Linked DNA regions of Mus musculus: region 1 is linked to region 2. A link is a contact called in ENCODE Hi-C or POLR2A ChIA-PET data. All regions are on one chromosome and are shown on one strand. The core of a region is the stretch at or near the end of the contact, and the rest is flanking DNA. Distances in the headings are between cores, read along the strand shown. Region 1 has its middle 25 kb from the start of Gm33149. Region 2 has its middle 99 kb from the start of Gm32677.

The links. Hi-C counts contacts between places; a loop is a spot of excess contacts on that map. ChIA-PET counts read pairs that join two places held with the same protein, here RNA polymerase II (POLR2A).
Region 1: a map of left cerebral cortex shows a loop between it and region 2 (5-fold over the local background). The contact joins two enhancer-like sites. A Hi-C loop is called at or near these places in 4 of 37 maps with a recorded cell type or tissue (all left cerebral cortex). POLR2A ChIA-PET finds 5 or more read pairs at or near these places in 2 of 5 experiments (both embryonic stem cell).

The regions. Positions count from the first base shown.
Region 1 is chr15:97,134,105-97,140,326 of GRCm38, forward strand. No RefSeq gene overlaps it. Among named protein-coding and RNA genes, the nearest start is that of Gm33149, 25 kb to the right of the region's middle. Within about 2 kb of position 1,383, at least 1 of the 3 ENCODE cell types and tissues checked has a DNase peak (open chromatin) inside an H3K27ac peak, as active enhancers do.
Region 2 is chr15:96,934,233-96,940,484 of GRCm38, forward strand. No RefSeq gene overlaps it. Among named protein-coding and RNA genes, the nearest start is that of Gm32677, 99 kb to the left of the region's middle. Within about 2 kb of position 2,604, at least 1 of the 3 ENCODE cell types and tissues checked has a DNase peak (open chromatin) inside an H3K27ac peak, as active enhancers do.

The DNA of each region.
Region 1 (6,222 bases), core at 133-2,632, 200 kb after region 2:
TTTGGCTATCCTTGTGGAAGGGGGTGAGCACTAGAGGTGTTTATCTTATTGACACGACTCTGCTAAGGACTCTTAAATGTCACCCATAAGAAAATGAATGGGTGCTGGGATTTGAACCAGGGTCCTCTGCAGCCCTGACCAACCCCAATACCCAATTCTAGAGGTGAGAGCAGCAGGTCTCACCTATTGCTGGGGCCCTGAAACGCCATGAACTATGGAGATGGTTTGGTAGCTTCCAACAAAACTAAACACACCACCACGTTACAGTAACCAGGCTTTTACATGTACTCAAATGACCCGGGAACATATGCCCACCCACAGATGCTGATAGCAGCTTTATATCTGATCCAGAACTTGGAAGGAACCAAGCATCCTTCAGGTCAGTGGGAGAGTAGATTGTGGCCCATCCAGACAAGGGCTTGTACTCGGCAGTGAGGAAAATGAACCGTCTTGACAAGGAAGCAAGTGGGGGAAACTTAGAGGTTCTTTGACGAGGGAAACAACCAATCACATAACAAGAAACACTGTAAGACCCCCCCCCCCACCAGTGGCAGGACCAAGTTACAGAGAAGGCAGAACATTCAGTAGTGGAGAGGTTGGAGGGAGTGGGTGGGGAGTGAGTGGAGACATATAGGACAGTGGTGGTACTCTGTACGCAGCATAGGAGAAAACACCGCTTTAGCTCTAGTTCCAAACTCCCAGAACGTACAGTTCCAGGTGAAGACCAAGGTAAACTACGGACGTGTGAAGCTGATTAACTAGTCATGTTGAGCACCAGCAGCAGGCAGAAACTCTGTGTGGATGGTTGTAGTTTGGAGATGTCCAGAGGACACATGGGCTTCTCTCTGCACTTTTCTCTCAATTTTGCTCTTGACCTAAGGCTGCTCTTAAAAAGGGAAATCTGTTAAAAGAGAACCCCTTTCTGAAAGTTGTTCTCTGACCTCCCCCCCCCCATGAGTCCCCTCCCCCACCCCCATGCACAAGTAAATAAGTGTGATTTCAAAATGTTGAGCTGTCGGGGGCTTGAGATGTAAATTTCACATAATAAAATACAAATTCTCATATCTGACTTCAAGCACTTATTTTCTTCAGAAATGCTCTACTGGCTGCCAGCTTTGCCTGAGACTCCAGTGAAGAAGAAAAAATAATAAAAATGAGTCAGGTTTCTGCTTCACATTTCAATGAGTGTAAATGTGGGCAGTGTCTCCAGTCTCTTAATTGCTAAGTGATTAGTCGGGTTTTTAAGTTACTTGCCTACTTGCCTATCTTCTTTACATTTTAAATAAGGCCTGACCTTAAACTGTTGCCACTGAGCAAATTCGGCTTGCTTTTACAGATGCGGGAACCTAATGAACAAGGTTAGTGCTGCCACCTACTGTTGGAGGAGGAAGTAAATTGCGTTTCCCACGCAGTCAATTTGGAAAGACGCGGGGCAGCCAAATTGCTGGCCTGATCTCGGGCGGGGAAAGCCTGTACTATTATCTGGAAAAGAAGGGCAAGGTGATCAATGAAACTTTTGAGATAGACGTGGAAGATTCTGGAAACAAAGAATAAGTGTCAAGAGATCTGTCCAACTTCTCGGCCAGGAGATTTCCTGGGGCTCTGATGTCTTTAGCAAGCCCTAGTTCCATTTCTCTTGTATTGCTTCTGTCTGTGGCACATTACAGGACAGTGTAGGGCTTCAGAACTGTCCCTGGGGGACGGGTGGGAGTGTAGAAAGCTTCCTTGGCCTTCGTCTTCCCTACCCCTGCCTAGATTCTAAACTGGCTATCTTTCAGCCATCGGAATCTCATTTTTCCTCTTCCAGATACTTTCCACCACAACCTGGGTCACAGCGGGTGCATTATGTCACACTGCCTATTTTAAAGGCTGTGTATCATGTGATATCTCACAGTTCATCACCTTACAGCTATTCAGGTGTCCCATGAAGAGCTGTCACCTAGGCTGCTGGGAAGTGACCCAGAATGCAGCCTAGCAACCAAATGGAAACACGCACAGCCTAGTTCAAATTGTTAGGCAGGACTTTCTATAAAACTCAAAATAACATCAGCATCGGACAATATTTGTCCTTATCAACTCAAAGGAGGTTTGGGCAGGTCTGGGAGGGTAAGACTAAAAAATTCAGGAAGTTTGATATACATAGTCACACACACACACACACACACACACACACACACACACACACACTATCTCCAACAGCACTTGTAACAGGACTTGCTTTGGGACTGCCAGCTTCCAAATAATGACACAGAGACATATATTTATTTATGAATGCCTAGGCCTGAAGTTAGGTTTGTTTCCAGCTGGCTCGGAGCTCAACTATTCCGTTTATGCTAATCTAAGTCTCACCATGTAACTGGTTAGCTACCTCTCCTTCCTTCCAGGCCTGCAGCTTCTTCTCCATCTTCTTGATGAATCCTCCCGGGCCTGACTCTCTCCCAGAGTTCCCCTCTCTTCCAGGAAGTCCCACCTTCTATTTCCTGTTTTTGTTACAGGCCGTCAGCTTTTTGATAAACCAGTCAGAAGGTGAGAGAGGGTGGGTTTACAAAATATGATGCAGCCATATTAATAACGACACCAAAGTCAGCTTGTACTTGGCCCTCTGCCAACAGAGAGATCAGCATTTGAATAATACAAAGACGGTGTTTACACGGTGCACAATATTATCCCAACAGTGAGTTCTCCCAACAACTCCAGTAATGGCTCTAGTTAGACAGTCGTCTTCTTCCTTGACCACTGGACCATCCTGTGATGGGTTACACATCTGCAAACAATATACGTATTTCTAAGAACTGTGTGGGATTGTGTCTTCTTCCAAAATAAAGAACTCCCCTGTGCTAGTTAATGACTCTAATCTTAGAACTTGGGAGACTGAGGCAGGGGGATGACCATGATTTCAAGGCCAATGTTGGCAACATAATGAGGTCTTGGCCAGCCTTGGCTATAGAAGGAGACCTTATCTCAAAAGAGGAGGCAGGAATATGAGGAAAGAGAAGTAGAGGAAAAAAGAAAGAGACTCAAAGTTGGCCACAGATTTAAATATAAATGTAAAGCATGAAAAAAATCACATTCTTTACCCTCATTTTCAAATCAACTTAGGCAGATTAGTTCATCACTTTTCTCTAACGTTCTGGATTTTTCTAGGTAATCCGAGTATGCAAAGTGCGAGTCATTCTTGAACAGAAGGTTATAGGAGCTGAACGGGCATCTCTTTCACAGGACCATTCGATGGTCACTGGAATAGAAAGCTTTACCTATGTGATGCAGAGGTTGCTGGGCTCCTACTACTGTGTTGAAGCTGTGTGAAGACAGGCTTACAAACGGATCCAGGCATCACGTGCCAGAACTCAAATCCCTGCTGTAACAGTCACTTGTACATCCCTGGTGTGATTGTCATCTTAGAGGCTGGCTGATGAGTAAGCTTGCCCTTTCTGAACTCTGGCTGGCTGGTTCAACTCAACTGCTCTGGCTCAAACTCCCCTCCAAGATGACTGATTCAATCTGGCTTCTCTTGGCTTCTCACTAAATTGCTCTGCTTGGCCTCAAACTAACTCTGGCAATCTGTTCTAATCTTCTGGATCCTTCTCTGGCTCCTTCTGTCTTCATCTGGAACCTGTCTCTGTAAAACTGTCCCCGTAAAAACTGCCTCTCTCCCCCTCTTTTCCATGCTCCCCTCTTGAGCTAGCTCTTTCCTGTCTGTTCTCACGAGAAATGGGCATATCCCTTCTCTGACTCTGCCAAGTCCTTCTCTGATCCATCACTTTGTCTGCCCCTCGATTAGAAATCACTTTCAAACATGGCTGCTTCCTTCTATAAACTAACCTTACCTTAATGGTGTGTAGTAAAGGCATGTCTATATTCCAGCCAGGGGGATGAAAGGCATGTGACATTAAATTCCAATAGATCACACAGACCTAGGTCTTTGGATGTGATTAGAGCAGCCATGTTCCTGGATTAAAATTCCTCTACATCCTGTCCCACCAGTGTTGGACCTGTGTCTTTCTATTGTTTATTTCACCCCTAGTAATCTCTGTTTCCTCAACAGATAAGCTGCACTTGCTAGTACTACTGATGAGACTGTCTTAGTCAATGTTCTTTTGCTGGGAAGAGACACCATGACCAAGGCAACTCTTACAAAAGGAAGTATTGAATTGGGGTCTGGCTTACAGTTTCAGAGAGATTAGTTCATTATCATCATGGCAGGAAGCATTGTGGCACACATGGAGCTGAAGCAGTAGCCGAGAGTCACACTCTGTTTCACAAGCACACACTCACACAGAGGGAAGCAGGGAGAGAGAGAGAGAGAGAGAGACAGAACCTGGCATGGTTTTTGAAACCCCAAGGCACACCCACAATACCACACTTCCTCCAACAAAGCCATACCTTCTAATCCTATGGAAGAGTGCCACTCCCTGGTGACTAAGCATGCAAGTATATGAGCCATTCTTATCCAAACCACCGCAAATACTAGCCCTATTCTTGGCACTTCCCAAGTTCTCAGTTACCATGAGCTGCAGTTATTAGGTAGAATAAGTTACTCAGCAGATTCTGACTGCCGTGAAACAGCAGCGTCAGTCATTGACTTGCCTTGCTCATTTAGCTGGTATCGATTAGGAAGCGCTGAATTTAGAAGATGCCTGATTGACTAACAGGATCTCATTATCAATAATGGAGATACTAGGGTTATTAACATTCCTCAAATTAAATAGGAAAGTCCCTCCTGGAATTCTCTTCTCCTTTTCTTTCTCTTTTCCTTCTCCTCCCCTCCTTTTTTCCTGTCTCCTCCTTCCTCCTGCCTGACGTTTTGTTGGTTGGTTGGTTTTGTTTGTTTGTTTGTTTGTGTTGGGATTGAGCCCACGGTCTTCTGTGTAAAGACGAGTTTCTTTCGCTGAGTTACAATACCCCATGCCTTGACTTTTCTATGTGGATGCTGTGTCGTCTGTGAATGGACTTTTGTCCTTCTCAGTACCTTAGCCTTTGACTGATTTGCTGTCCCAGCGAGTTAACTAAAACTCCCGTAAGATGCTGAGAAGGAGTGTTATTTAAGAAGTCCTTTCCTTGCTCCTGATCCATGTGGAAAGCTTCTAGTTTTTCACTGTTGATCAGGATGTTAGCAGCGGTGTTTGTTTTTAATTTTAAACGATGTTTCTTATTCTCTGAGAATTTCTTACAGTGTCTTTAACATATCCACTCCCTTCCCCCAGCTCCTCCCATAACAAAGGTTCCACCAAATCTGACACATGGCCCTTTTGTGTTCAAGACTCTTGTACGTGCATACAATGTGACTTTGCTCAAGTCCACCCCACTTTGCTCCACTCTGACTTCTCCCACACCCCCTCCCCACACCCACCCCACCCCCACTTGCTCACAAGGTCATGGGATCTTTTCTCCTCCACGGGCCAGCATTTTAGTAGGTATATTCAGAACACTGACACACGAGTCACTCAGTATTTACTGAGTTCATTATTGGTTTCTGCGTACTTTGTTCCTATTTTATTTTAGCTTTTACTTGACTTCATTTATTGTGAATTTAAAATGCTTTTTTATTGTCATTGTTGCCTTTTATTTTTAAACAGAGCTCAAAGCCACAGAGAACTTGCAAGATAGATGGTACTAGCCAGAACCTGTTGCAATCCCCCCGAGGGCTGGAATTCCCAGTGCACATTCCTGGTGTTGTGTTTTAACTGAGCATTTTATATACATGTATTTTCTTTCTTTTCTTAGCATATCATTTTACACACACCCCATCCCTACACCTTTTAAATGTGTGCACTGGAACACACAAGGATCAAGCCATAAGTCCATTTTCAAGTGAGACTGTACCAAGTCATGATATTTGATGACTATCTCGGTTAGGGTATCTGTTGCTGTGAAGAGACACCGTGACCAAGGCAATTCTTATAAGGACATTTCATTGGGGCTGACTTACAGGTTCTGAGATTCAGTCCATTATCATCAATGCAGGGAGCACAGTAGCATCCAGGTAGGCATGGTGCTGGTGGAGCAGAGAGTTCTACGTCTTGATCAGAAGGCAGCCAGGAGGAGACTCTAGATCACACCAGCCAGACTTAAGCATATATTTGAGACCTCAAAGACCCACCTCCACAGTGACACACTTCCTCTAACAAGGCCACACTTCCTCTAACAAGGCCACACCTTCTAATAGTGCCACTTCCCATTGACAAAGCATATTCAGACCACCACAATGACATTATAACAGTG
Region 2 (6,252 bases), core at 1,354-3,853:
CTGTGTGTCCAAGAAGTGAGGATAAGAAGTCATTTCCTTGGCCTCTTGTCTTCATAAACCCTTTCCTTCATTCTTTCCTCTTTACTTCCCTAGTTACTCTTAATATGAATAAGAAATATTCAAATGCTCTCACTAAATCCATCTCCTCCCAGAGGGACTTCCCAGGAAGCACACACCATTGGTGGCTTCCTACACACCTGTGCCTGTGTGCATTCTGCACACCTGTACCTGTGTGGCTTCCTGCACACCTGTGTCTGTGTGGCTTCCTGCACACCTGTACCTGTGTGGCTTCCTGCACACCTGTGCCTCTGTGGCTTCCTGCACACCTGTGCCTCTGTAGCTTCCTGCACACCTGTGCCTCCGTGGCTTCCTGTGCCTCTGTGTCTGTGTGGCTTCCTGCACACCTGTGTCTGTGTGGCTTCCTGCACACCTGTGCCTCTGTGGCTTCCTGCACACCTGTGCCTCTGTGGCTTCCTGCACACCTGTGCCTCCGTGGCTTCCTGTGCCTCTGTGTCTGTGTGGCTTCCTGCACACCTGTGTCTGTGTGGCTTCCTGCACACCTGTGCCTCTGTGGCTTCCTGCACACCTGTGCCTCTGTGGCTTCCTGCACACCTGTGTCCGTGTGGCTTCTTGCACACCTGTGCCTCTGTGGCTTCCTGCACACCTGTGCCTCTGTGGCTTCCTGCACACCTGTGCCTCTGTGGCTTCCTGCACACCTGTGCCTGTGTGGCTTCTTGCACACCTGTGCCTCTGTGGCTTCCTGCACACCTGTGCCTCTGTGGCTTCCTGCACACCTGTGTCTGTGAGGCTTCCTGCACACCTGTGCCTCTGTGGCTTCCTGCACACCTGTGCCTGTGTGGCTTCCTGCACACCTGTGCCTGTGTGGCTTCCTGCACACCTGTGTCTGTGAGGCTTCCTGCACACCTGTGCCTGTGTGGCTTCCTGCACACCTGTGCCTCTGTGGCTTCCTGCACACCTGTGCCTGTGTGGCTTCCTGCACACCTGTGCCTGTGTGGCTTCCTGCACACCTGTGCCCGTGTGGCTTCCTGCACACCTGTGCCTCTGTGGCTTCCTGCACACCTGTGTCCGTGTGGCTTCCTGCACACCTGTGCCTGTGTGGCTTCCTGCACACCTGTGCCTCTGTGGCTTCCTGCACACCTGTGCCTGTGTGGCTTCCTGCACACCTGTGCCTCTGTGGCTTCCTGCACACCTGTGCCTCTGTGGCTTCCTGCACACCTGTGCCTCTGTGGCTTCCTGCACACCTGTGTCTGTGTGGCTTCCTGCACACCTGTACCTGTGTGGCTTCTTGCACACCTGTACCTGTGTGGCTTCCTGCACACCTGTGCCTGTGTGGCTTCCTGCACACCTGACACAGGGCACTGTTTCTCCACTGCTGAGTTGTACTCTCTATGCTTGCCTCAGACATGCAGAGGGAAAGTTTCATTTTCATGAGGGTATGTTGACTGAATAATCACATGACAATTTTCAGTGTACTGAAACAGATCATAGCCATTGCTTAGAAAAGGACATTGTGTGTATATGTGTGGTATATGTGTATCTGTGTGTATATATGCGCATGTGGTGTGGGAATTGGCATGTATGTGTGCAGATCTTCCTGGGACTGGATTTATAAGTAGCTGTAAGCTGGAAACTAGACCCAGGTCAGTCCTGAAAGCAGTACCCATTACCAACCACAAAACCCTCTCTCCAGCCTGGGAAAGCCCTTTGAAATATAACTTCCAGAGATGTCACTTCTCATAGAAAAGAGCTTAGAGATAGGTGTGTGTGAGAGAGAGAGAGAGAGATGGGGGGTGAGAAGGAGGGAGGGATGGAGAGAGACAGAAAGAGGACGAACTGAACTATCTGATCAGAGGCAGATAAACTAGCTCTGGGAACCAGGACACTTCTGCTTGTGTACACAAGGTTGTACAGTAAGGTTGAACAGGTTCATGATAAAGAAGCCCCCCCCCCACCCCCAAGCAAAATGTTAAGACAGTAGACGTCTCGGCAGTTTCTAAACACAGGGTCGGACAAGTGATCCCGAACTTGGTTGATGTTGGTGTCTGTCTTAAATATTATTAGTGAACCAATTTTGTGTTCAGAATGCCTTGGTTTGCATAATAAGTGACGAAGACCCACTAATCAAGACCAGCCTCTGGGGATGCAACCTTTATTGACTTAAATGTTTTGTAACAGGCTCTTAGATTTGCTGTGCAAGACTTTTGTAATCTGAAACAGAGGGCTGCTTCTGTGTTGTGTTAAGGAAAAATACAGGAGTGACCTCACTAGGGCCCCTGAGAGAGCTCATCTTTCTACCAGCAGGGTCAGGAAAGGGAGAGGTGAAAAGCCTTCACCTGGCAGACAACACCCAGAAACAGCTTACAGCTTTCTATAGAGGAACGCAGCTTACGTTTCCGTGTCAGGAAAGTGGACACACGGAGTATCTCGTATCCGACCAAGCCCAGAATGTGACATCACTTGGAGATGCAGAGGAAGACCGTTACCTTCCTGTGGCTGCTCAGACGATGCCGAGACGCCCGCCCCACCCGTATTGTGAGAGCCGGTCTCCTCCCCAGGCCTGTACTGCTTGGTGACCCTTTGAGGGTGCGCTTCCCACAGCCGCTCCCGCAGAGCAGAGAAAGCAGCTGGACAGCAAAGGCAGTGCCACTCTTCGTCCAGCAGGGGGAAGCCTCCAGCTCCCTTGCTGCTGTATTCCTCTCCGGTCTGTGCTAGTTCAGTGCCCCCTAGTGGCAACTCATCTTATTAAACATCGAGTTGGTTACAGGAAATAGATTAAGCTGTTTTGTAAGTATTTTATAACATAGACAAATTCTGACATGACAGGCATTAGGTTCTCTGAACATCCTTCCGTGTCAGCGAGCAATCACACGATCGTGTAGGCCAGAAAGCTGAAGTTCCTGGAGCCTTGCTGTAGCCAAAGTGTGGGCTGGAGAGATGGCTCAGTGGTTAAGAACATTGACTGCTCTTCAGAGGTCCTGAGTTCAATTCCCAGCAACCACGTGGTGGCTCACAACCATCTGTAATAGAATCTGATGCCCTCTTCTGGTGTGTCTGAAGAAAGCAATGGTGTACTCATATACATAAAGTAAATCTCACAAATTTGAGAGAGAGAGAGAGAGAGAGAGAGAGAGAGAGAGATGATAGGCATTTTCCTATCCCTTAACATGGTTGCCTCTGGCTTTCTGAATCTGGGTGCTGAGAAGCCACAGGGTAGAGTGAAGAGAATACTGGATGGGTCTGCCCTCAGATTCTAATGCCACCATCCCGCTATCCTCTCTGAGGCTGTTTGAACTGCAGCTATGCTCTTGGCCCTAGAAATACAGTGATGGTATAGAGACAGAAGATTGCCTTGGTCAAGTTTCTAATTCTGGCTAATCCCTAGTCTTTTTCCATGTTTAAAATAGGTTTGCAGATACAATTGAATACTCCTGCGAGGTAAATACTTAGGAATATCCAGTGTGCTATAAGAAGAACAGGCAGTGGGACCAAATGGAGGAGATGTTGACTCAGTGCACCAACGGCTGGGTCAGCTGAGCAGTCTGTGGGTCCAGCATCCTTGGAGCCTTCTTTGGGCCAGTTATCTGCAGATGAAAGGAAACACATGCATCGTCACGTCTTTCAGTTAGCCGAGCTGTGAATGATGTAACATCAAAGGAATGAGCTGGTCTTCACGTGCTTCAAGCTCTGGAGACTTGCTGGAGTCTCTGGCAGCAGTCATGGTTCATAGCTGTAGAACTGGGGGTGCAGTGGGGGACCCCATGTAGGCAATGAGAACATTTGGTCTCTTTCCCAACAGGAGACTGGTGTTTAGATATTTGCGGTGACATCACTGAAGGAATGCAGTCAGAATGGGTGATAATGGGGTTTTGTCTGTTAGCACGTTTGCTATACAAGTGATAATATACATATATACATACACTAGTATATAATCATATAAATATAATATATTAACTTATAATATGCAGTTTCTTCCTTGACAAACTTTTTATCTATCATCTATCATCTCTCTATGTATCATCTAACATCTATCTATCTATTTATCTATTCATCTATCTATCACCTATCTATCATCATCATCTATAGAGAGATCAGAAATAGTGTCTTAGAGAACATACACATTACTGAACATTAGGGCACTAGAAGAGAGTGAAGATTTTTCTGGCATTTGACAGATTTTTTTTTTTAAAGTAAATGTATGTCTTGTCCAAGGTTATTCTCGGATCTATTCATCAAATATTTGCTGTGTTCTTTTTAGGGGGTGCTCACTGCCCATGTCGGGGTTACAGTAAAAAGGACACAGCCACTGTTTTCCCAGACTCTGGAGGAAAGAGGATTAGTGCGAGTCAGTGCGAGTCAGATGAGCTCATGTCATGTTAGGAAAACATGAGGCAGCAAAGACTGAGGGCTGGAGACTGGAGCACCCTCTGGACAGGATGCTAAGCAAAGGTAATATTTGGGTGAGAGAAGGAGGAGGCAGAACTGGTTATCTGGGGAGAGAGCAGATAAGGTCCTGGGGTTGACTGAGGCCTAAAGGTGAGGGAGGTCAGAAGCTGTAGCTGCAGAGCAAGCAGCAGGGACAGATCTGAGAGCAGCGTGGGGTGGGGGAAGGGGCAGGGGCAGATGGGCACGGTCAGTTTTGAGGAACCTGAACAGAGAGGGGATGGATAGCATCTGGTTTATGGGTTAAAAGATGGCAAATGAGTCAAGTTTGGCCCAGAAACTGGATCTCTTTAAGGTAGAGCCCATCAGTCCCTCACCCCCAAAGGGCAGCCCAAGATCAAAAACAAGTCTTGGGGAGCTTGGTAAAGCTATGGCTTTTTTCTTTCTTTTTTTTTTTATTGGATATTTCTTTATTTACATTTCAAATATTTTGCCCTTTCCAGGTCTCCCCTTTGGGAACCCCTTATTCCATCCCTGCTCCCCCTGCCTCTATGAGGGTGCTCCCCCACCCACCTGCCCACCTACTCCAGTCTTCCTGCCCTGGCATTCACCTACATTGGGACATAAAACACCCTCAGGTCCAAGGGCCTCTCCTCTCACTGATGTTCATCAAGGCCATCCTGTGCCACATATGCGGCCATGGGTACTCCTTGGCTGGTGGTCCAGTCCCTGGGAGCTCCAGGGGAGTCTGGCCAGTTGACACTGTTGCTCCCTCCATGGGGCTGCAAACCCCCTAAGCTACCTCAGTCCCTTCTCCAACTCCTCCATCAGGGACCCCAGGCTCAGTCCAATGGTTGGTTGCAAGCATCCACCTCTGTATTTGTCAGGCTCTGGCAGAGCCTCTCAGGAGACAGCTATAACAGGCTCCTGTCAGCAAGCACTTCTTGACATCCACAATAGTGTCCGTGTTTGGTGACTGTTTATAGAATGGATCCCCAGGTGGGGCAGTCTCTGGATGGCCTTTCCTTCGGTCTCTGTTCCAAATTTTGCCTCCATATTTCTTCCTGTGAGTATTTTGTTCTCACTATGTTCATAGCAGCCATATTTATAATGGCCAGAAGCTGGAAAGAACCCAGATGTCCCTCAACAGAGGAATGGATTCAGAAAATGTGGTACATTTACACAATGGAATACTACTCAGTTATTAAAAATAATGACTTCATAAAAATTTACAGGCAAATGGATGGAACTTGACAATACCATCCTGAGTGAGGTAACTCAGTCACAAAAGAACACACATGGTATGCACTCACTGATAAGTGGACATTAGCCCAAAAGTTCGGAATACCCAAGATTCAATTCACAGACCCTATGTAGCCCAAGAAGAAGGAAGACCAAAGTGTGGATGCTTCAGTGCTTCTTAGAAGCAGGGGACAGAAGGCACATATTTTAAGGATTGCAAGACTGTTATTTTCAACTTGAGTACAGTAGACACCAAATGATAGACATTACTGTTCATGTTGTTTCCTCTCCTTATCCCTCTAAAAAAGAAACAGGAACTTTGGATCTTTTAACATCTCTTCCTTCATTGGTGCTCTCCCCACCCTCGCCTGAACATTAAACTTCTTGGAATTTCAATGCGCCCAGAATGAGCCTGCCTGGGAGAAGTCTCCACTCTCTGCCCTCTGCATGCTTTCTGTTCCTCCCTGGTCAACCTGCGTTTGTCTCCAGCCTGTGATGATCAGTTTACTCTTTCCTTCATGGGATTCCAACAAACAGGGGTTTAAGCAGTTTTAAAGCGAGCACACTTATAAAGAAGGAAGCCACACTTATAAAGAAGCCTGAATTTGA